3 separate regions of the Homo sapiens genome follow, and all the other regions are linked to region 1. The links are chromatin loops, found by intact Hi-C in ENCODE. Cell type or tissue: adrenal gland. All regions are shown on one strand.

Region 1 (8,000 bases):
AGGATAAGGTGGGGTGAGGACAGGCCCAGAGACAGGACGGGGAGCGGGCCAGGCAAAGAAAGGAGGGAAGAGCAGAGAAGGGAGAGCCACTCATCTCACCACCTTCCCACAATGCCTCGTAATCACAGGATGACAGGGATGCGTGGCAGGAAGAAAGACAGGGTGATGAGCGCTGGGGCCACCCTGGAAGGGCAGAGCCCACGCCTCTTGGAGCACCGGCCAGTGGCAGGGAGTGAGTGTGGCAGGGCTCCCCCAGGCTTCCAAAGAACAGCTGGGTGGCGTCATTGCTGGAGGCACACCTCTCCATTCTCAAGCCAGGCACAGGTCCCTACAACTCCTCACCCACATTCCCTTCGTTGACATAAATGTGAGTCTATGGAGGAGTCCCCCTTCCCAGATAGAAAGACTGCCACACTCGCAAGGTCCTTCAGTGCAAGGCTGATAACACCAGGACCTACAGCACTCAGGCCCGAGATGTGAGGGTCGAAAGGACCCCCAAAGGCAGCTCCGCAGAGCACAAGGGCTTGGTGTGTGGAGTGGCTGAAGCCCAGTCACAAACTCAGGTGTGGTTGAGTTCCCACTTTATTTCCACAAAATCTTCTTTACTCCGCAGACAGTTCCTGCACTGGTAAGAAAGTCCACTTGGTTGTTGTTCGGGGTCTTCTCCCCCTCCCAGATCTCACCAGGACCTGACTCGTGACTGTGGCTGCCGAGGGACTCACTGCCCAAGCCCACGTGACCTTGTCATGGAGCCACCTCTGCAGAGCCCTGGCCACCTCCTAGAGTTCTCCTTGTGGGATCCCTGGGCCTCTTTTCCCTTCCTAGTGAGGAGGGGACTCACGAGAATCTTCCTCCCCCATCCCAGTCTGTCTTCTTTCCTGTCATAATCAGTTCCCTTCCAGCCTCACTCAAGGACTCAGCATAACCACTCCCTTTCACAGGCTTCCAGCTTTGGGAAAAGGAAAGTCAAAAGGTAGAGATGGCTATTGCTGGCAACTTCTGCTTTGGTTTGGCCATAAATGTCCCCTCGGGTAAGAAAATGTGAAGCCTACTTGCCTCTGCCAGGAGGCCATGGGAATACACAGCTCAACAAATGACCCTGCCCTGCCTGCACTTTCCCCCAACAGAGGAAAGGGATTCATAGAGGATCACATTATAGAGCTGAATCTTGAACACAACCTTGGAAGGGTTAAGGTTCAGGGGCCAATCTATCCAAGGTCATAGCAGAGCTGAGGTTCTGGTGCCAATCTATTCAAGGTCATAGCAGAGCTGAGGTTCTGGTGCCAATCTATTCAAGGTCATAGCAGAGCTGAGGTTCAGTGGCCAATGTATTCAAGGTCATAACAAGGCTGAGGTTAAGGGGTCAATCTATCCAAAGTCATAACAAGGTCAAGGTTCAGCGGCCAGTCTATCCAAGGTCATGGCAGAGCTGAGGTTCAGGGGCCAGTCTATCCAAGGTCATACATCTGGAAAATGGCAGTGCAGGGATGGAAACCTAAGTATGCCTTGGGTATACCCAGCTTCACAAAGGGAAGGGCAGCATCCTAACCAGAGCAGCAGTGAGGCCTCACTACAGGCCAGACACTGTGCTAAGCACTTTATATGTAACCATTCCATTCATTATCCCTTTGAAGCACAGAGAGGTTAAGTAAATGCCCAAGGTCACAGAGCTGCAAGGTGGCAATGCCAGGACGTAAACCCAGGCAGCCTGACATCAGTTTGCACCACGCTAACTGGGACTCCACAGCCTTAGTCATGGTCCTTTAGGAGTTAGGGAAGAGGGGGTGCAGCAAATGACAGGCATGAGAGTTGCCAGCATTACACAGCATGAGGTCCTGGTCATAGTCCACACCTCCCAGGTAATATATTACGTCTGTCCAGTTAGACTTCGGAAGGCCACAACACACACCTTAAGGTAAATGAAGGGCACTGGGCACTGTGATAGGCCTTTGGGGCACAGTTAGGGGATCCCTTAACCCAATGGCAGGCAGGGCAGCCTGGCAGTGGAATGGCAGGGAGGGTGGGTGCGGGCAGAGAGGCTTCAGTAGGGCTGAGTCAGTGAGCTGGGCCAGCCTGGCGGAGGGCAGATAAGAAGTTGACAGGTGAGGTTGGTGTTCTGACCCGCTGCAGGACTACACAGCGGGGCTGGTGAGCCCCCAAGGCATCAAACATCTCTACATCCAAGCCCAGCTTCTCCGGAAGCTGTCTGCTGCTGCCCCTGCCTGGCAGGCCCAGGGGTCCTGCTGGAACCCTGAATGGCTGGGAAGGTGGGGTTGGAGAGGAGAGCAAAAACTCCCTTCCCCCTCACCATTTTTTTTTTAAGACAGGGTCTCGCTTTGTTAACCAGGCTGGAGTGCAGTGGCACAATCACAGCTCACTGCAGCCTCAGTGACCTCCCATGATTAAGAAATCCTCCTTCCTGCCTCAGCCTCCTGAGCAGCTGGGACCACAGGCATGCGTCACCATTCCCCCAGGTAACTTATTATTTTTTGTAGAAATGAGATCTTACGTTGTTGCTCGGGCTGGTTTCAAATTCCTGGGCTCAAGCAAGTCTCTCACCCCAGTCTCTCAAAGTGCTGGGATTACAAGCATGAGCCACCGCACTGGCCTCTCTCCCCCTTGACTCCAGACAGATGTGGTCTGCGATATAATAGGGGAGTGTGGACACGGGGTCACCCACCTCCTTTCTAGGCCTTTGTGGAGGCTGCAGGAGAGGTGCAAGGAGCCAGGTGGATCTCAGGGCAAGCCAAAGCCCTGCCTTGACTGGCTGGGTAACATTGGCCAAGTTACTTCCCCTCTCTGGCCTCAGTTCCTTCATCTCCAGGTCTTAGTACACACCGCGGGGAGGTGTTGTGAGAAATAAAATGCGATAGTGGGTGAAGAGGTGACCCACGCCGGCCACGCAGGAATGAGCGTGTCTGTCTTTCCCTACTTTACCATCTTCAGTTTTAGTCAGTAAATATGTTCGGAGATCCTACCACGCGCTAGGCGCCGTTCTTCCTGCTTGGGAGGGGTAAATACCTAGAAATGCGCGAAGTGTGGCTGGGCGTTGCCAGGAGAGCGGCCGGCACCCCACGGGGGCAGGGAGCAGACCTGACTCAGTGGCGTCAGTGCTACTTCAAAGCGGCAGCGCATTTCATTAAAAATCTGATGTAGAAATTACCCTGGGCTTTGTTTTGCAAAGAGCATTTGCATAAGAAAAAATAATCAGCCGGTTAATTCCCCCGTCCACTGGCAGGAAGAGAGACAGCCTTCAGAGAGTTTGGGACTCTCTCATTCCCGGAGAATTAAAAGCCTCCGAGACATCCATTTTAGAAGTTCTGGTCAATCGTTCTTAAAGTGCGGTCAGAAGACCCCTTGCGTCTGAATGGTTTGGAGCACTCATACAAGCAGAATCCCTGCCCCAGTCTTGAGTCTGGGAACGGAGAAGGGAGCGTCAGCGGGGTGGTGAGGGGGTAGCGGGGAGGGCGAAGTTGACCGTGCCAAGCCGGCCCGCTGGAAGAGCTGCAGGGACCAGACGGGGAGCAGACGGAACAAGCGTGCTGATGGTAAGAGGCCCCCAGACTTTTTCTTTCCCTAACCCTTTCCCTGTCTGGGCCTCCGTTTCCGGTTTTCCGGTTGGTGCAGTGCTCTCTGGGGTTCTCCCAGGGGGACTGTCGGTGAGGCTGCGGCGCCCGAGACCGCTCCACGTGCAGCTCCACGGCGTGCCCACCAGGGGGCGCGGCCCGCATCCTTCCTCGGAGCTGCGGCGCTCCAGGACCAGCAGGTCTCCCGCAAACGCGCGCGCACGGAGAGCACAAGGCGTGTGGCTCTTGGCATGTGTGCCGGTTGGGGTCCTCTGGTAAGCAGACGCTGAGATGGCGTTAGGAGTGCAAGAAGTTTGTTGGGGATTTAAACCTGTGTAAGGACGACTGGCGGGGAGAGCCTCAGACGGCAATGCAGATCTGACCAAGTCTCTGCCAGCCCAGCAGGGAGATCCCGGTGGAGACTGCCGATTTGAAGAGTCCCGCAATGGGATGACGTGGCCGGGCACTTGCACCCGTGCAGTGCTCAGGCATTGGCTGGGGGCTGCCTGGGAAGATCCGGATATTGAATGTGAAAGACAGGAGGTGCTGGAGGCTGCTAACTGTGCTCCCTACAGCTGGTCTGCAAGTTCATTCATTGTTTTCTTCCTTTCTTTCTCTTTCTTTTTTCTTTTTCGTTCTTTTTTTTCTTTTTCTTTCTTTCTTTATTTTTTTTTTTCTTCTGAGACAGGTTCTCGCTCTGTCACCCAGGCTGGAGTGCAGTGGTGCAATCATGGCTCACTGCAGCCTCAAACTCCTGGGCTCAAGCGATCCTCCCACCCCAGTGTCTGGAGTAGCTGGGACTACAGGTGCATGCCACCATGCCCAGCTAATTAAAGACAATTTTTTTTGTAGAAACGGGGTCTCAATATATTGCCCAGGCTGGTCCTGAACTCCTGGCCTCAAGTGATCTTCCTGCCTCCGTTTCCCAAAGTGTTAGGATGACAGGCCTGAGCCACCGCGCCCAGCCTGCAGGTTCTTTCTTGAAGGGAAACACCAGCAGCCGGCAGTGTGCAGCCTCCTGTCTCTCTAAGCACTGTCCTCCACATACAACCCATCTTCCTCCTCTCTGCTCCTTGCTGGTCAGGGCCGCTCTCCAGCTGTGCTCCCTAGACTCCTGCCTTTCAGGGCCAGCTTTCAGGACCTTGAGGGCAGGGTGCTAGGCATAAGCCAGTGATCTTACTAGTGGATTCTGTACGAGGGAAAAGCCTGCACAACCCGAGGGGACCAGAGGAAGCAGAACCGCAGCTCTCCTCACGATCTTGTGGGGACTTGTGCAAATTAGCACCACTCTTCTGGGTTTCCCATGGCACAGCCCGGGTAATTTTCCCTAGCGCCTCCAGGGATAGGATCCAAAATGGGAATTTAGGAGGGGCCATATTTCCCCCAAAGGAATGGCACACAGAGAGCATAGAGCTCTGGTGGTTGTTGAGGGATTTATGTTCCCTCCACCCCGCGTCCCCCAGGCTCCCAGCACAACTTTGCCTCTCAATACTGGTTGGGTCCCAGGAAAGGGAGCTTGAAGAGGGTTTTTTTCCAGAATCTGTCAGGCCTGAGGGTGCTCGGGAGATAAGGGGGAGGGGCTGGGAGAGGGCTGGGCTGGGACAGTGGAAGAGCTCCTGCATATGCCACGCTGGGCGGCCCCCCTCCCAGCTCCTCCCAGGCACGGTGATGCCCATCTGCCATTTTGGAGCGTTTGGGCAGTGCCTGCAGCTCACTCTCCCCGGTCCAGATGGTCACCCATCCCTCCCTCCCCGACTCTCCCCTGCCCTCACCCCCAGCCCCACTCAGAGCAAGCACCTGGACAAGCCAACACTGCCTCCCAGCGCCTTCCCCTTCCAGCTAACTGGGGCCCAGCGGGACAGGTAGAGGGTCCCCGGTTGTCAAGGAAACCAGGCCTGCCCCTCCTCCCTCAATCTTGCTGCAGGGAGGGAGGCAGACAGCTGGGTGGGAGGGTGGAAGATGGACAGAGATGCAGATACAAACAGTAGGAAAACATGCAGAGAAACACGCACACACCCAGAGCCTGAGAGAGGGTGGGCAGAGTGTACAGGATTTGTTGTGACTGTGCTCTGTCTGTTATCGTGTACAGGACTGAAAGAGTGTAGACAAGTATGCAAATATGTGCAGGGCCATGTGCCTGTGTGAGCGGAGCATGTTTCCGTGGGTCTGAGAGTATGAGGCCATGGTTATCCTGCTAGTGTGCTTGGTGAGCCTGTGTGCGTAGTTGTGCATGGGAATGTCAATGAGTAGTAAAGGGGTGCCTGTGAGCATGACCGTGAGTGTGTGTTGTGAGTGTGTACACATGCGTATGAATGTGGATGAGTAGGGGGAGGGCTGTAAGTGCCCTGTCCCCCCACTGGCCTTGTCCCTTCTCTACCCTAAAGGCAGGCCAACTGGGACAAGCTCCTACCCAGTGGGTACTGGGGCCCAGGGACTGAGGAGAAAGGCCTTAATGATGTTGTCCTCCAGCCACCCCTTCCCATGCCTCCATGGCGTCTGTCAGGGCAGTCCAGTCTGGAAGAAGTGGGCTGGTGAGTCCCCAGGACTACACAGAGGGGTCTTTGGGTGCTGAGCACTGGGTTGACTATGGGGTGCAGGTGGGAAAGCCTTGAAGGAAAGAGTAAAGGCCCTGGTGCAAAGGCCTGGCTACCCTAGCAATCTTGCCCTCACCTTCCAGGCAAGATTGTACTGCTCCTTCCCTTCCTCTTCTCCTGAGACTGTAGCTCCCTGCACAAGAGTTATATTTTTCCCTTGAACTGGGAGCCTCCCTAGGATGGTCCTGATTTTCCTCCCTTACATCAGATGTTCCCAGAGTATAGGGCTCATGTCTTTACATTCTTATTGGAATAGGGTTCTCAGATAAAATATGGGTGGCTCAGTTACATTTGAATTTCAGATAAAAACAAATAATTTTTAGTACAAAGGAACCCCAAGTATTGCAGTGGGAAATACATATACAAAAAAATTACTCATTGTTTCTTGAAATTCAAATATAACTGGATCACAGAAAAATCACAAGAGAAATGAGAAAATTATAAAATACTTCGAGACAATGAAAACAGGCCAGGCACGGTGGCTCATGCCTGTAATTCCAGCACTTTGGGAGGCCAAGGCAGGTGGGTCACGAGGGGTCAGGAGATCGAAACCATCCTGGCTAACACGGCGAAACCCCGTCTCTACTAAAAAATACAAAAAATTAGCCGGGCGTGGTGGCAGGCGCCGGTAGAACCAGCTACTCGGGAGGCTGAGGCAGGAGAATGGCGTGAACCCGGGAGGTGGAGCTTGCAGTGAGCCGAGATCATGCCACTGCACTCCAGCCTGGGCGACAGAGCAAGACTCCATCTCAAAGAAAAAAAAAAAAGAAAGAAAAGAAAACAAAAACGTAATATACTAAAATGCCTAGGATTCATTGAAAACAGTGGTTAGAAGGAAATATAAAGCTATAAATTCTTATAAAGGAAGAAAGATCTCAAATCAATTACCTCACTCCACACATTAAGGAACTAGAAAAAGAAGAGCAAACTAAACCCAAAGCAAGCAGAGGAAAGAAATAATAAAGATTAGAGTAGAGACTGGCCAGGCACCATGGCTCACACCTATAATCCCAGCACTTTGGGAGGCCCAGACAGGAGGATCCCTTGAGCCCAGGAGTTTGAGACCAGCTTGGGTAATATAGTGAGACTACATCCCTACAAAAAAAACACAAAAATTAGCTGGGCGTATTGGCGTGTGCCTGTAATCCCAGCTACTCGGGAGGCTGAGAATTGATCACTTGAGCCTAGGAGGTTGAGGCTGTGGTGAGCCTTGATCGTGCCACTGCACTCTAGCCTAGGCAACAGAGTGAAATTCTGTCTTTAAAAAAAAAAAAGAAAAGAAAAGAAAAAGAAAAAAAGAAGAGAAAAGAAAAAAATTAAGTGGAGATAAATAGAGAACAGAATAATAATAGAGAAAATCAATGAAAACAAAAGCTGGTTATTTGAAAAGATCAACAAAAGTGACACACCTTTAGCTAGACTGATTAAGAAAAAGGAGATAAGACTCATATCACTAATGTCAGAAATGAAATTGGGGACAATACTACCAACCTTACAGAAAGAAAAAAGATTATAAATGAATAAGAACAATTGTATGCCAAAAAACTAGATGAAATCCGCAAATTCCTAGAAAGAACTACAAAAACTGACGAAGAAACAGGAAACCTAAACAGCTATAAGAAATAAAGAGATTCAGTAAATAATCAAGAATTCCCAACAAAGAAAGGTCCAGGACCAGAAGGCTTCACTGGTGAATTCTACCAAACATTTAAAGAAGAATCAAAACCAATTCTTCTCAGATTCTTCCAAAAAAATAGAAGATGAGGGAGCTTCCTGGCTCATTCTATAAACCCAGCACTACCCTGATACGAAATCCAAACAGACATCACAAGAAAAGGAA
Region 2 (8,000 bases), 360 kb after region 1:
TTGTGAATGTACTAAATGCCACCAAATTGTGCACTTTAAAATGGCTAATTTTATGTATGTGACGTTCACCTCAGTTAAAAAAAATAAGCATCAATGAGATGCTGACTTCTACTCTTCTTCAATCAACTACTCAGAGTAAGAGTAAGGAGTAAGGGGAAAAAAGCCCTAAAAATCGGGTCTGCCTTTGTGTGGTCACTACTAAACCTTCTCTAGGCTGCACTGACCACCTCAGAGACCACTAGCAGTATTTGCCAATTTCAACATCAAAAATTAAGCATTTATTCTCTGTGATGGTAAATATAGTTCACTGACATTGAAATAAAATGAAAGTGGTGGGCTGGGTGTGGTGGCTCATGCCTGTAATCCCAGCACTTTTGGAGGCCAAGGCCGGTGGGTCACTTGAGACCAGGAGTTCAAGACCAGCCTGGCCAACATGGCAAAACCCCATCTCTACTAAAAATACAAAAATTAGCTGGGCGTGGTGGTACATGCCTGTAATCCCAGCTACTCGGGAGGCTGAGGCAGGAGAATCACTTGAATCTGGGAGGTGGAGGTTGCATTAAGCCAAGATTGTGCCATTGCACACCAGCGTGGGCAACAGAGCAAGACTCTGTTTCAAAAAAAAAAAAAAAAAAAAGATGTGGAAAGTTCTTCATCTTCGTTCAAACTCTACTTACTAGAGCCACCTGCTGCATTTGTCCCCCTACAGTACAGGGCTTCTCAGCCCTAGTTGTGTATTAGAGTTAATTATCTAAAATCTTTTGTACTCTATTTTTTTAAAAATCCCAATGTCCAGACTCCACCTGAAAAATTCTGATTCAATTGGTTGGGGATAGAGCTTTTTTTTAAATTAAACTTTTGAAATAATTGTAGATTCATATGTATTTGTGTAGAAAATAATACAGTGATTCAACATACCCTTTTACCCAGTTTTCTCCACAATGGTAGCATCTTGCAAAACAAGATATGTACAAGATGTGTATAATTTCACCACCAGGATCAGGATTTTTTTTTTTTTTTTGAGACAGGGTCTTGCTTTGTCACCCAGGTTGGAGTGCAGTGGCATGATTAAGGCTCACTGCAGCCTCAACCTCCTGGGCTCAAGCCTTTCTCTCACCTCAGCCTCCCAAGTAATTGGGACAACAGGTGTGGGCAACCATGCCTGGCTAATTTTTGTATTTTTTCGGGGAGGTGAGTTTTCATCATGTTGCCAAGGCTGGTCTTGAACTCCTAGGCTCAAGGGATCCGCCTGCCTCAGCTTCCCAAAGTGCTGGGATTACAGGCATGAGCCACCATACCTGGCTCTCCACCAGGATATTGAGATTGCTATAATAAAGGCACAAAACATTTCCATCACCAAAGGATCCCTTGTGTAGCCCATTTTTAACCACACCTCCTTACCTCCCACTTCTCTTTCCTCTCCCATCTCCTACCCTCACAACAACTAACCTTACTTTATTTCTATAATTGTCATTTTAAGAATGTTATATAAATAGAATCATACAATATGTAATCTTTGGGGATTGACTTTTTTCACTCAGCGTCATTCACTGAAGGTTCATCTAAGTCATTGCATGTATCGTTGCATGTATCAAAAGTTCATTTCTTTCATTGCTGAATAGTAGTCCATGGTGTGGGTGCATCACAGTGTGTATAACCATTTGCCCACTGAAGGACAGCTCGGTTGCTTCCAGATTTTTTTTTGGTTATGATGAATAAAGCTGCTATGATTACTCATGTATAGGTTTTTGTGTGGGCATAAGTTTTCATTTTCTTGGAGAAGTGCCCAAGAGTGCAATTGTTGAGTTGTATGGTTTTTGCATATTTAGTTTCATAAGAAAATGCCAAACTGCCTTGCAGAGGTGGCTGCTGGAATAAATCCACCAGCAATTTATAAGTGATCCAGTTTCTCTGCATCCTCAACAGCATTTGGTGTTGTCACTATTTTCATTTTAGTCATCCTGATATGTGTGTAGTGATAACTCATGTAGTTTTAATTCACATTTCCCTGGTGGCTAACGATGCTGAACACCTTTTCATGTGCATTATTTGCATCTGTGTATTCTCTTCAGTGAATGTCTGTCTTTTGCCCATTTTCTAACTGATACTTCTCACTGTTGAGTTTTGAGAATTCTCTATATTCTAGACACTAGTCCTTTGTCAGATTTGTGGTTTGCAGATTTTAAAAGAAATTTGTAATTTGTCTTTCATCCTAACAGGGTCTTTCTCAGAGCAAACATTTTAAATTGTGATGCAGTCCAATTTATCAGTTTTATGAATTATGCTTTTGTTGTCAAGTCTAAAAACTTTTTGCCTAATCATAGATCCTGAAGATTTCAAAACCCAGGTGTTAATTTGATCAGGTCTGCCTACCCTGCTTGGTTTTTTTGGTCGCTTGCTTCTTGTTATTTTTTTTCCTTCCTTTTTCCATGAAGCTGAAGGCCTCAGTAGCTGAAGCCCTTGCTGCTGCACACTGAAATTTATCCTTCCTTGGCTCCTTTATCGGTAACTCATGGGTCACCATGGTAATGGTCACTTCAGTTGTTTTTCAGGAACTTGGGCCAGCTCCTGTCCAGTTTGAACTGGTTGAGGCCACTGCCCCTTCAACTGGGCTTGTGCAGGTGCTGGAGAGGTGGCCTTTTGATGTTAGAGGGCCAAAGCTTCTCCCTCGGATCATGCTAATGCTGGCATTTTCTGTGCATATGTTCCATGAAATGACACTTGTGCAGAACCTGCCACTTCATTTTTCCCCCACTGTCAATCACCTTTCCCCACACCTTAGACCACCCCACTTCCCTAACCCATAAATATCCCTAAGCCTCATCTTTGGGGAGGCAGATTTGAGAGCTGGTCTCCCACCTCCTCACCTGGCAGCTTTGTAAATAAATATTTTGTCTTTTGCAAATCCAGGTGACTGTGACTGACTTACTGTGCATGGGCAGAACAGACCTGGACCTGGCTGATAACAATTTTCTCCTATTTTTCTCTTAAAGTTTTATGGATTTATACCTGTGATCCATTTTGAGTTAATTTTTATATAAAGTGTGAAATTTAGGTTGATGTTCATGTTTTTACCTGTGCACATCCAATTGCTCCAGTACCATTTATTGAAAAGGCAATCCTTCCTTTATTTAATTGCATTTGCATTTTGTGAAAAATCACTTGGACATATTTGTGTAGTCTATTTCTGGATTTTTCTATTCTGTTCCATTGATACATGTGTCTACTCCTCTGCCAATACCACACAGTCTTGATTATTGGTTATGTTTAAAAAGTTTCTGAACTAATTCTCAGTGTGGCCTGAGAACCATTTCTGAAGCTAGAAGAAAGTCTCCAAGAGACTGACTAGTCCAATTATCCCCTGTAATCCACAAAGGTATAGTCAAAGTGTGCTGTACTGAGAGTCAAAAGACCTGGGTCTTGTAGTCTCAGCTCATCAGGATGTGGCTGAGTGACCTGGCTAGGTCTTTTAGTCTGAGTCCCAGTTTTCTCACCTGTGGAACTGGGATGCTCATACAGCACTTGTTTAGCCTACCCTCCCAGTATGCTTGTGAGTGTAAAAGGAAATATATTTGATCTATATGTAAGGTTTAGACTTAAGCATAATTCAAATACAAAGGGTTCTTATTTTAGGGATAAGCACAATGAGATTCAGAGATTAAGGTTCTCCTTACCCAAAGTCATCTTCTATTTGACTTCGTGGCACCCATCAGAAAATTTCACATATTATTCAGCACATACGTAGTGTCCAAACTCTGCCAGGCACTGTGAAAAGTCCCTGGGGTACAAACACAAAAAGACATGGTCTCTGCCTTAAGAATCTTTCTATTTAGTGAGGACATAATTTTACAAAAGCTAAGTGAATACAAATTAAATTTGTATTGAGTATTCCTTTAGAATTCCAGGACCCTCCTAGTTGGATGAGTCCACAGGACAATAAATCATTGTCCTAGCATCTCTGTAAGTCCCCAGCTATACTTTCAGACTTTCACAGGGATGCACACTGACTTTGGTAGAGTCAACAGGAAAGAGGGTTTTCCTGGACAGAGCTAAAAATCCTGTGAGGTTCACACACTTGTAACCCCTTCCCAGCGATCACCATCTACACTCCAGGATTCCTCTGCCATCCATTTATTAATCAAAAACATCCCACAGAGCCTATTCAGGGCCCAGATGTCAGGCTTAGTATCTGGGTGATAAAATAATGTATACAACAAACTCCCATGACACGAGTTTACCTATGTAACAAACCTGCACATGTGCCCCCGAATATAAAATAAAAGTTAAAAAAATACAATTTTTAAAAAATTTAAAAAGTGTATATTGCCTACATCAGGTGGGGCAGATCGTGCAGACAGTGGGCATTCCCAAGGGTCAGCCTGCTTCTTCTGTGTGCTCCCAGGTCTCATTTCATGAATTGATTTCAGCCAAGGACTATCTATAATGTAACTGCATGTGGACTAGCTTTGTCAGAGAAAAGACTGGATGTAACATTCTTCTACGTAGCCGGCACTGAAGAAAATCTTCTTTGGAAAACAAAGGCTATTACTATTAAATCACTTAAACATTATTACATGCTATTTGGTACGTTCCAAGTGCATGAGAGTAAAGCAAAACACACAATAGCAAAACATGATCTACTGCAGCAAAATCAAAATTCAGTTTCTAGAGTCACAGCTGGAGAGATGCTCTGATGTAACCACAAGTGCCATCCCAGCCACTGGTGAGGCTCTACTGCCCCCGGGTGGCTGAAGTCCTTCTCTGACAAAGCTGCCGGTGCTCTCATGCTGATAATGTTACAGTGATTTTTACAAGGGCAGAGTGGATGTATGAATAGTTGGATGGATGGATAAATGCATGGAGGGATTGGGGTATTCATTCATTTAATAGTATTTAATTTCAACTATTTTTCCACACATGGGGCCAAGAGCTGTTAAGACATGATGTTTGAGATCTGAGATGTAAAAAACTGCATTGGTGTTAATTAAGCTAGAGCTGTGGTCCTAGCTGCTCAGTGCATTGGTCCCAGGAGAATGGGGCGGGGCGGGACGGGGCGGGGAGGGGGGTGGGGTGGGCGGGGTAAGAAAGGATTAAGGAAGTGACCTAAGATAAGAGGGGAGGGACTTCCCAAATATACTTCTTCTAGGGAGACAAATATAGCTCTGGCTAACCCATAGCCTATTAACTCATCACTTGGGTTAACAGGAGAAAGAATAAAAAACAGTAAGTGTGGGGTTAGATGTATACTAGAAGGAATACAGGGAAAATCCAAGGTGGGAACAGGGAGAGTAGGCAGAACACTTTGCTACACTGAAAAACAAAGTCAAACAGGTTAAAACAAGATATGGCACTTGACGTGACTGGTCTTCAAAGATGATGCCACTCAGTATTAGTTACTATACTATTGATGGATATGCAAACTGGTACATTTATTTTGACATAGTGGTTTCACAATCAGGAATTTATTGTCTAGAATTACTTGCATGATATACAGAGAGAAGAACAGATGAGACCACCTGTTATTCGTTTCACCTGGACTTAAATAATAGAGTTAAGACACTTCGAGATGAGGAGTTTCTTCTGGAGATTGAAGATTGTGCTGGAAGTTGTCACTGTAGCTGGGTTAGTATTGTTAGCTCTTTTTAAGGGTCTGTAAAAATTCTACAAGATTCCCAGCGATCTTTTTAAGATTCTATAAAAATTCCCAGTCTTTTGATTTCAATTGAACTCAAATATGCATTTATTGAGCACCTGATGAATGCACACTACTTTGGCTGGGTTTTAGGAGGTTGTGATGCAGGGATAACTCAGATCAGATTCCTTCCCTCAAAGACCTTGGTCTAGAGAAGCCTGGCTTGTAAAAACATAAAATACAGAATTTATGGTGAAATAATGGCTACAATACAGCATTATGAAAATATGGGATAGGGAAGATATGATACATTCTAACTGGAGGGATGATGGAGGGGAGATTCCCAGCAGATGTGGCATTTGAGCCTTGAAACAGAATTTTGACAGCTCTAGGGGAAGAGGGTGGGGGAAAGTGGGGAAGGATTCTTTTCCTTTAGGTTGGAAGAGCATGTGTTGCTATTTATTAAGTCTTTATTGAGCACCAGCAAGGTGTTGTGTAAAATAGACAGCATAAAAACAACTATAAAGGGGAGATAAAATACATCCCTGAAAAAAAGTCATAACAGTAAATGATACTGTTTGATTACCTATCAAAACAGTCTACAGAATCCAGAGGTGAAGCAGAAATGCAGGCTACTTTTCTCTGGGTAGTGAATTAGCCACTTCAAAAATATTTCAGTGAAGTCAGTAAAGGAAAACATGAGGCATAATAAGACATTTCTACCACTAGCCCTCCTTTCTTCACTAGATTTTGTAAAAAGTTACTGTTTCTATTTTTAATTACATGAGTAATCTTGCTTCAAAAAATTCAAGGGATAAGAAAAAGTAAAAAGCAAAATTCTCCCTTCAAAATCCCCTGTTCTCCTCCAATCTCATTTCTCTTTCTGGAAGTAAGCACTATTATCAGCTTACTGTGTTTCCTTCCAGAATGATTTCAGATGAATTCATGGAAATATGTAACTGGTGTAATTTTGCATAAGTGGATATATGTGTTTTTCTGAACTTTTTTACTCAACACCATATTTTAGAGAATTTTATATGTTAGCACATAGACCATGGAGTACAGAGCTACAACATTTTTTTTTTTAAACTGGAATTCCACAATTAGGATATACCTTGGCTATTTCACCGTTTCCTTTTTAATGGTTAACAAGATGAAAACTGCTAAAGTCTTATTGGGGTTTTTATAACCAAACAAGGGAAAAACGACTCCAACTCTGGGCCTAAAAGACATCCTACTTGAACCTCTCACTTGCAGTTCCTCATTCAATCCCCAAACTGCAGTGTGTTTCACAAATCCAGTCTCCTAAGTGAAGGGAAAGCAGGAAACCCTTGACGAATTCAGTAGTAATACAATGAGATAAGTATGTGCTGTGATTCTTAACTCCTAGCCTTCTCCAAAGGGACCAGTGATCATCTAGGGATAAATATGCACTGAAAAAAAAGGAAAATCGCAGTATGCCACAGTAGTTCACTGGTTAGAGTGGGGTTTACAGGGGTGAAGTAATTAAAGGAATTTTAACCCAAGTCCACCTTACAGTAAGTTCGATGGAACCCTAAACCCTTCCAGTGTTTTTTCCCCAATTCCTGAGTGTACATTTAAAGGACATAAGGCAGAATCTTCACATTGGTTTCCTAACCTTTAGAACAAGGGTGAGCAAGATAGAAAAGACTATGAAGAATCCACAGAGCTTTATTACACTCTCCAACCCCCAATCAAAATAGTAATGCACAAGTTATAACAATCCCTTGTTGACTAGCTATAGTGTCACCCTAAAATATCTGAATCAATTATCTTAATTTATACCTGCCTTCCAGCTTGACTGGTAATGAAAACAGATGGACCTGGAAGAATGACTGACAATTATTAACTCAATTAAGTAGTGTACCCAACTGCAGGTGCCTTTCCAAGCATGGTCTCTTTCAAGGAACAAATCAACAGAGACCCTTGTATGTAGCTATTGCTTACGCAAATGCTTTCTCCTCCTCCATTTAACAAGCACTTACTGTCTTACAGTTTCTGTGAGTCAGGAATCTAAGCGTGGCTTAGCTGGGTGCCTCCATCTCTGGGTTTCTCAGGCAGCTACAATCAAGATGTCAGCCGGGCTGTGGTCAACTCCAGGCTCACCTGGGGAGAATCTATTACCAAGTTCACTCACCTGATTGTTGTCAGGCCTCAGGTCCTTACTGGCTGTTGGCTGGAGACATTGGTTCCTCAACATGTGTCCGGAATTGGTGGGTTCTTGGTCTAACTTAAAGAATGAAGCCGTGGATCCTCGTGGTGAGTGTCACAGTTCTTAAAGGCAGCATGTCCGGAATTTGTTCCTTCTGATGTTCGGATGTGTTTGGAGTTTCTTCCTTCTGGTGGA
Region 3 (8,000 bases), 91 kb after region 1:
ATACCTCACATCATGACAAAAATTAATTCCAGATGCATTAAAGATCTAAACATTTAAAATAAGAAAAGCTACATGTGTATTAGAGGAAAATGGAGTGCATGTTTAAAATCATGCAATGAAGAAAGGCTTCCTAAGAAAGCCAGGAATCCCCCAAATCATAAAGGAAATGAATAGGTTAGAATAAATTTTTAAAAGACAGTTTCTGTATTACAATGAGGCACCTAAACAAAATGAAAACTCAAGCCACATACTTGACTACAATATTTGCAATATATAATAGACAAAGTATTCCTGTGAAGAATATATAAAGAGTTCCAGAAAAATTAACAAGAAAAAGAACCCGACCGGACACGGTGGCTCACGTCTGTAATCCTAGCACTTTGGGAGGCCAAGGCAGGCAGATCACCTGAGGTCGAGAGTTTGAGGCTAGCCTGACCAACATGGAGAAACTCCGTCTCTACTAAAAATACAAAATTAGCCAGGCGTGGTGGCACATGCCTGTAATTCCGGCTGCTCTGGAGGCTGAGGCAGGGGAATCGCTTGAACCTGGGAGGCGGGGGTTGTGGTGAGCTGAAATTGTGCCATTGCACTCCAGCCTGGGCAACAAGATCGAAACTCCATCTCAAAAAAAAAAAAAGAAAGAAAGAAAGAAGGGACTGGGGCCAGGTGCCGTGGCTCACGCCTGTAATCCCAACACTTTGGGAGGCCAAGGCAGGAAGATCACTTAACCCCAGGAGTTTGAGACCAGTCTGGGCAACATAGTGAGGCCCTGAGACCCTGTTTCTACAAATTAAAAAAAAAAAAAAGAAAAAAATTAGCCGAGCATGATGGCTTGCCCTGAAGTCCCAGCTACTTGGGAGGCTGAGGTGGGAGCATTGCTTGAACCCAGGAATTGGAGGCTGCAGTGAGCTATGATCACTCCCCTGCACTCCACCCTGGGCAACGGAGAAAGATCCTGTCTCTCAAAAAAAAAAAAAAAAAAAGAGTCTGGGCATGGTGGCTCACGCCTATAATCCCAGCACTTTGGGAGGCCGAGGTGGGTGGATCACCTGAGTTTAGGAGTTTGAAACCAGCCTGACCAATATGGTGAAACCCCGCCTCTACTAAAAATACAAAAATTAGCTGGGCATGATGGCATGTGCCTGTAGTCCCAGCTACTTGGGAGGCTGAGACAGGAGAATTGCTTGAACCCGGGAGGCAGAGGTTGCAGTGGGCGAGATTGCGCTACTGCACTCCAGCCTGGGTGACAGAACAAGATTCCAGCTAAAAAAAAAAAAAAAACGAAAGAAAGAAACAAAAGGCCGGGTGCAGTGGCTCACGCCTGTAATCCCAGCACTTTGGGAGGCAGAGGCGGGTGGATCACAAGGTCAGGAGATCAAGACCATCCTGGCTAACATGGTGAAACCCTATCTCTACTAAAAATACAAAAACAAAATTAGCCAGGTCTGGTGGCGGGCGCCTGTAGTCCCAGCTACTTGGGAGGCTGAGGTGGGAGAATGGTGTGAACCCAGGAGGTGGAGCTTGCAGTGAGCCAAGATTGCGCCAGTGCACTCCAGCCTGGGCCACAGAGCGAGACTCCGTCTCAAAAAAAAGAAAGAGAGAGAAAGAGAGAGAGAAAGGAAGAAAGGCAAAAGATATGAATAAGCAATTCACAGAAGGCAAAATATATATTTTAACCTACTAATTGGAAAAGATTTAAAAGAGTAATAATCATCAGTATTGCCAAAGGTGTGAGAGAGCAGGTGCTCAAATACACTCTTCGTAAGACGTAAATGAGGCAAGTTGGCAATTTCTACTAATATTTAAAGATGCATGTCTACTGACCTAGCAATTCCACTCTAGGAATTCATCCTACAGAAATATTCTCAAGTGTATTTAAAAAATACGTGTGCAGCATTTTTTAGTACTCGATTATTTTTACAAGCCTCAATTTTTAAATTATATTCAATAAAAATAAAGTTTCTCTGTCAAATTGCTTAAACGTTTCTAAACGCTTCCTCTCAATTTCTGTAATGGTAACAAAATGTTTTACACTGTCAGTAGCACTGGTCTGGAATATGATCACACTTTGTAAACACTTCATGGACAGCAGAAAAGAACGTGTTCTTTACAGAGTATGTCTATATATAGAAATATGCTATATATATACATATCAGGTGTATTTGATATATATCTTTTTTCAACTTTATTTGTTCACGTGCTGTAATATATTTTATTTAACTTGATTAATCATGGACTTATTGTGACCACTCACACTACCAATTGATTTCTGTTGTTTTCTCTCATTTCAAGAAGTTTTCACTTTACATGAGTACTGAGTGATTGTGTAGCAATTTTATGATAGTGAAAGGTTGGAAACAACCTGCAGGTCCATCATTAAGGAAATGGGGTAAACAAATTAGGGAAGAGCCACACAAAGGGACACTATGCAGTCATTAAAATGATGCTGTAGAGCAGTCTCGTTCTCCAGCGTTCAGTCTCAGGATCACTTTCCACTCTTGATTATTGAGGATCCCAAAGAACTTTTGTTTATATGGGTTATATCTGTCAATAGTTAGCATATTCAAAATAAAAATGAAGGAATTTTAAACTATGTATTTATTAACTTGCATAATGATAAGTCTATTTCATGTTCTCCTGAAAAACATATTTTTATTAAAAATAACTTTTTTTAAGACAAAAAAGTTAATGAGAAGAATGGCATCATTTTACACTTTTGCAAATCTCTTTAATATATGTCTGGCTTATTAGAAGACAGCTGGCTGGCTTTGCATATCACACATTATGCAGCCTTTGGAAAACCCCACTATACACTCAAGAGAGAGAATGAGAGTGAAGTGGCAGACAATGTCTTATTATTGGGAAAATACTTTTGACCCAATGGACTGCATTAAATGGTCTCGGGGATCTCCAGAGGTCCCCAGACCATACACTGAGGACCAGCGATGCAAAGTAATATTTAACAAGAGAAAACTATTTATATGATACACTGTTACGTGAAGAAATGCAATATGCGATTAATCACATTAAAAATATCTACCCCCTGTAATCCCAGCACTTTGGGAGGCCGAGGCGGGCTGATCACCCGAGGTCAGGAGTTCAAGACCAGCCTGACCAACATGGAGAAACCCCGTCTCTACTAAAAATACAAAATTAGCGGGGCATGATGGCAGGTGCCTGTAATCCCAGCTACTCAGGAAGCTGAGGCAGGAGAATTGGAGGCGGAGGTTGCGGTGAGCTGAGATCGCGCCACTGCTCTCCAGCCTGGGCAACAAGAGCGAAACTCTGTCTAAAAAAAAAAAAAAAAAAAAAAAAAAAAAAAAAAAAAAAAAAAAAAAAAATGGAGACATTCCTGGCCAACATGGTGAAACCCCCGTCTCCACTAAAAATACAAAACTTGGCTGGGCGTGATGGTGCGTGCCTGTAATCCCAGCTACTTGGGAGGCTGAGGCCGGAGAATCGCTTAAACCTGGGAGCCGGAAGTTGTAGTGAGCCGAAATCGCGCAACTGCACTCCAGCTTGGCGACAGAGTGAGACTCCGTCTCAAAAACAAAAACTATCTGTTTACCTATCTGGAAGCGACTGCAAAAATATACATCAAATGTCAAAAGTTGTTACCTCCCAAGTATTGGGACCATGAGTGCTCTTTAATTTTCTTTTCCCTTAGCTATATGATCTAAATTTCTTACAATCAGTACTTAACGTTTTGTACTTTCGAAAAAATAGAGGCAATTCGCTGATGTGAAGAGGGAGCCCCTGAAGTTTCAGAGGCCCTACAGGCCAGAGAGGGGCTCAGTGCAGGGTGTGCACTGGGTAAAGACGAGGGGCCCCATCCGCTAGGTTTGCCTGCTGCCCTCTGGTCAGATGAATGTCTTCATCTGCCTTGAACATCAGCCCTCCCTTATGTATGTTGCAAATGTTTCCTCCCAGAGTAACACCTGAATATGGGCTCGCGGTAGAAAGTTCAAACAGAACTGCAGGACCCATAGTGAAGGAATGGCGAGGGGTGGGGTGGGTTACTGACTCCGTGGGAGGGTGAGGCAGCTCCTTGATCTGCGAGGCTCAAGTAAGTAGTTTGAGGCAGGACCCCGAGTCTGGGGACTATGGGACGCAGGGTCCCGCCTCCAAAGCGGGATGACTTAGGTATTGGAGCCAGCGCCGGCTTCCCCTGCCGCCCAAGCCATGGCCGTCCCTCTACCGCCCCCTGTGGTCAGGGCTGGGCCTGCAGGCGTGGGACAGCCTCTAGGTTGGTGCAGGGGGTGCGGGGAGAGGGAGGCAGTCAGGCCCAATGCGGAACCCTTCGTTGATCTGGCAGCGGTGGAGATGTTGTTCCACACTAGCCGATTTTCTAGGAAGGAAAAGGGTCAGATTATTTTAGCTCCAGTTTTCACCCCCTCAGTTTGATAGAAATTTCCCTGAAAACAGTTTCCTGTATTCAATACAAACACAGAAAAGATTTGGACCATTTCTTGGTGACTGCAAATCATCACTTGGAGCGTTAGTTATAAGCTATTAATTCATGGTGGGACAGTCTTGTCCCTACGCTGAATGGCTCCAGATTTTTGTCTTGAGCAAACAGCAGGCCGCAGAGAATTGTCTCAGTTCTTCTCTAAGTTTTTTCCCTCCACTATCCAGCATATCCTCTCATTCCTTGCTTGCTTTTCTAAGAGATTTGGACCAGAAGAGAACAGCACCTGCCCAGGATCCCCAAATCCCTGCCCCGAGGCCACACCTCCTGAGGGAGGCTCAGAACCTTCCACAGAGCTTTTCTCTCCTTGCTCCATTTCCTTCAAAGCCAGCTTGCTTGAGATTTCCATATTTATGATTAAAAATTCTTCTGCAGAGTAGGAAGCCGTGTCTACAACAACTACAAACAACAACCGCGAAGATGCTTTGCCTTTGTACAGCACTCTCAAGTTCCAGCAAACTCTATGTTCATTGATCCTCTCAGCAGGTGGGTACAGCCATCCCCACCTCACACTTGGGGAAGCTGAGACGGCACAGCCGGGCATACAGTATGGACCCCAAGCCAGCTCACTTATTTCTGAATCCATGATTCTTTCCACCACCCATGATGCTGGTAAACAGATAAGTTCTGGCTGGCAGATCTCGAAGGAGTGGCTCTGTCTTCCCCAGGTCTCTTATTCGGGCTGCCGTTGTGAAGGCCAGTGCCTGTTTTTTCCCCTAGTTAACATTCAGCTGCCAGCTCTCTGGAGTGGAATGTTAAGCTGCAGATGGGGGAGCAATCAGCACCCTGATTGCCTGGCACAGCTGGAGGGGCCTTATGAATATTCCAGAGAGCAGGCACTGTGCCCAGCAGCCTGATTAACCACTGGGGCCTCCCCAGGGGCACCACCCCTTTCCTGCTGCACTTCACCCGGACTGCCTGCCACCTCCAGATCCAGGCCACAGGAAGAACAGGGCTAGAAACAGAGCTACCTGCTACCCCAACTGGCACCTGGCAGAAAGAGAAGAAACCCGGCCTAGATATCAAGAGTCTGGGTTCTCCCTATAACCCAGCCATTCTCAGTCCCAGCTGTACACCGGGTCTCTGGGGCTGGGATGGTGCATTCTCCTTCCCCACCACAGTAGTGTGGCCTGAGGAGCTTTTGAGGATCTAACATACCTGCTCTGTTTGAATCTCACCTCAAGTTCTATGATGAAAGTATACTCATTCTCCTCGTTTTACAGATAAAGAAACAGAGGCTCAGAAAAGTCAAGTAACTCCTTTAAGACTGCACGGCCCACAAGTAGCAGAGTCAGAATTTAGCCCAGGGCTCTCCCAGTCATGTGCCTGCCCACCTTACAGAGGTTTAGAGGGAAGCATTTCTATAAATGTGCCTTGTATTACTATTACTGCCATTTGGATGTCTTAGAGGATTTCCTTGAACATTAATTCAACCAACACTTTATTACACCTCTCTGATGAGCTGACACCCCATGTGTCCATCTCTTTTGGAAGCCGAGAGAGTAGATGTTTCCAAACTCCATACAAGTGCAGCAGATCTTGGGGAAGCTTACTCTCTGAAGGAATGAAGCAACAATTCTAGTTGGCAAGGAGAGGCAGGGGTGGGGTCCTGGAGCAGCGGTCCAGACAAGATAGCATCACTCCAGCAGTCAGGAGGCAAAATTGGCCCACCGACCCACCCATTCATCTAACAGATGGGTATTGAATGCCTGCTAGGTTTCAGTCAGAGTTCCTGGACCGAAAAGGAAGCAGTAAACAAGACCAAGTCTTGACCACCTAGAGTTTGTAGTCCAATTGGCTACCTCTCTTGGACCGAGAGCCCCCAACGGTGGGAAACTTGTCTGGTTTGCACAGGGGTGGCTCACAGTAGATCCTCAGCCAAGGGGCCATTGGGCTGACCTATGGCCAAATCACAGAGGCAGGTGCCCATCTACTCTGAGATGGGGTCTCTTCTTTGCTGATCCTGGCAGCCCATCCCCACCAGATCCTAGGGAGAATGCAGCACCATACAGGGGCTGCCCACACTGAAAGGGGCTGCATCCTCCCCTGAAAGCCCTTAGAACGATATTGCATGGCCCAGCTGGTCTTAACTCTGGAGCTGAATCTAGAAGTTGGTGGATCATTTAGCTCCATAGCTCACAGCATGTCTGAGGCCTAATATTAAAAGAAGGGTCAGGAGGAAAGGTGCCCAGCTCAGTACTGAGGACTGTAATAAAATAATATTTTGTTTGCTTACCCAAAGCCTTCGTTCCCATTCCAGATTTCTGTAACACCCCATCACTCCCCCACAATCAGCACTGAGCTCCTCAAACCTTCTCTCCCCCAGGAAAAAAAAAAAAATGCCTGAATCTTCATCACTGCTCTGCAGTGAGGTCTCCGCCCCTCCAAGGGAATTCAGAGAGCCTTTTCCAAATCCATTTTTCAGATCTTTCCTCAATCGTTCTTTGTTCTTCAAGCTGCCTTCCGCTTGGTGCAATTTGCATCTCAAAGCCCATGACAGCCTGAATGTACAGTAAGTGACTTTGGAAAAGGGAGGAGAATTGTGCTCTCAAAGAGAAAAGTCGCAACTTTATTTCATTTGTCTGAGGCTCGAGATTGACAGCTTGCTTTGTGTTTTTCCTTTTTTGGAAGAATGGCTGCTGATTTTTGAGGAAAGTGAAGGCGAGCCCTTCTGCAGAAATGGAAGTGTCGCTCTCTTATTTTATTACAAGGTTATGGGATGGGTGTTCTCTGGATTTGGAGTCCAGGGGGCCAGAGATGCAGCCTGGCTAGTGGGCATCATGGGAGGTCAAAGAATCCATCCCTCTCCCTTGGGCCTGGGTCTACAGCTGAGCTGTCTTCCTGGCTCCATTCCTCTCATTCCTTGCAGAGCCAGGGAGGCTGGAAATTATAGTAGCTGGTTCACTAGGACTCTGTGAAGTCAAGCCATGGGCCCTAACTCTGCCCAGAGGCATTGCCCTGGCCTCTGAAGCATCTGGCAGTCTGCTTGATCTGCTACCCATTTTCCTTCTAGGGCCTGGAGCCTCCCATACCTTTGGAAGTTGTAGCTCCACCCCTTAGCTGTGAAACCCTAGGCATCTAACATCTGTTTCTCAGTTTCCCTGTTTGTGAAATAATAATAGTGCATGTTTCTCAGGGTGCTGTGATGATTAAATAAGGTGCTGTAAAAAGCACTTAGCACGTAGCCTGGCCCATAGTACGTGCTAGTAAACGGGAGCCATGGTGATGCCAAGGACTGTTACCCATCTCCAGGCCACCCCATCCTAGCAATAGCCTGTTAGCTTTGGTGGGATTTGGAGCCTGTGGCCAGCAAGTGTGAGCCTTGTCTTTGGCCTTCCTGCTACTGTTGTCTGGCACAGTCCCTGAGTATGCCTAGCAGTGAGCTACCTCGAGGGGAAGGTACCCATAGGCAAGTCATTTGTGCCTAAAGGGGTACAGGGATGGTGGTGCAGGGTCTCCAGGGAGGCATGACTGAGGTGGCCATGCCAGGCTGGGTGCCTGGAGATGGGGGATTCTAGGGAGGGTCCAGGGC

What was found. Peaks named below come from ENCODE experiments on the same cell type or tissue, not always from the same donor. Only the 100,000 strongest peaks of a DNase experiment are listed, where the experiment ranks them.
Region 2: it touches region 1 in a loop (3-fold over the local background); 69 of 110 quality-filtered maps call a loop at or near these places.
Region 3: it touches region 1 in a loop (2.8-fold over the local background); 19 of 110 quality-filtered maps call a loop at or near these places.

The regions. Positions count from the first base shown.
Region 1 is chr15:68,556,066-68,564,065 of GRCh38, forward strand. It overlaps a transcript of CORO2B not described here. Among named protein-coding and RNA genes, the nearest start is that of CORO2B, 19 kb to the right of the region's middle. In adrenal gland, CTCF peaks have their summits at 3,712 (motif pointing right) and 3,911; a DNase peak (open chromatin) is centred at 3,786; H3K4me3 peaks cover 1,060 bases; H3K27ac peaks cover 324 bases; H3K27me3 peaks cover 413 bases.
Region 2 is chr15:68,920,325-68,928,324 of GRCh38, forward strand. No RefSeq gene overlaps it. Among named protein-coding and RNA genes, the nearest start is that of SPESP1, 6.2 kb to the right of the region's middle. RefSeq lists a silencer at 6,877-7,077. In adrenal gland, a CTCF peak has its summit at 4,733 (motif pointing left); a DNase peak (open chromatin) is centred at 4,747.
Region 3 is chr15:68,647,066-68,655,065 of GRCh38, forward strand. All of the region lies in intron 2 of CORO2B (coronin 2B), which reads left to right. It overlaps LOC124903514 (a long non-coding RNA gene), which reads left to right and starts at 3,485. Exons shown (of 2, transcript XR_007064691.1): 1 at 3,485-4,954. RefSeq lists enhancers at 4,179-4,746, 4,804-5,304. In adrenal gland, CTCF peaks have their summits at 4,206 and 4,405; DNase peaks (open chromatin) are centred at 4,186 and 5,216.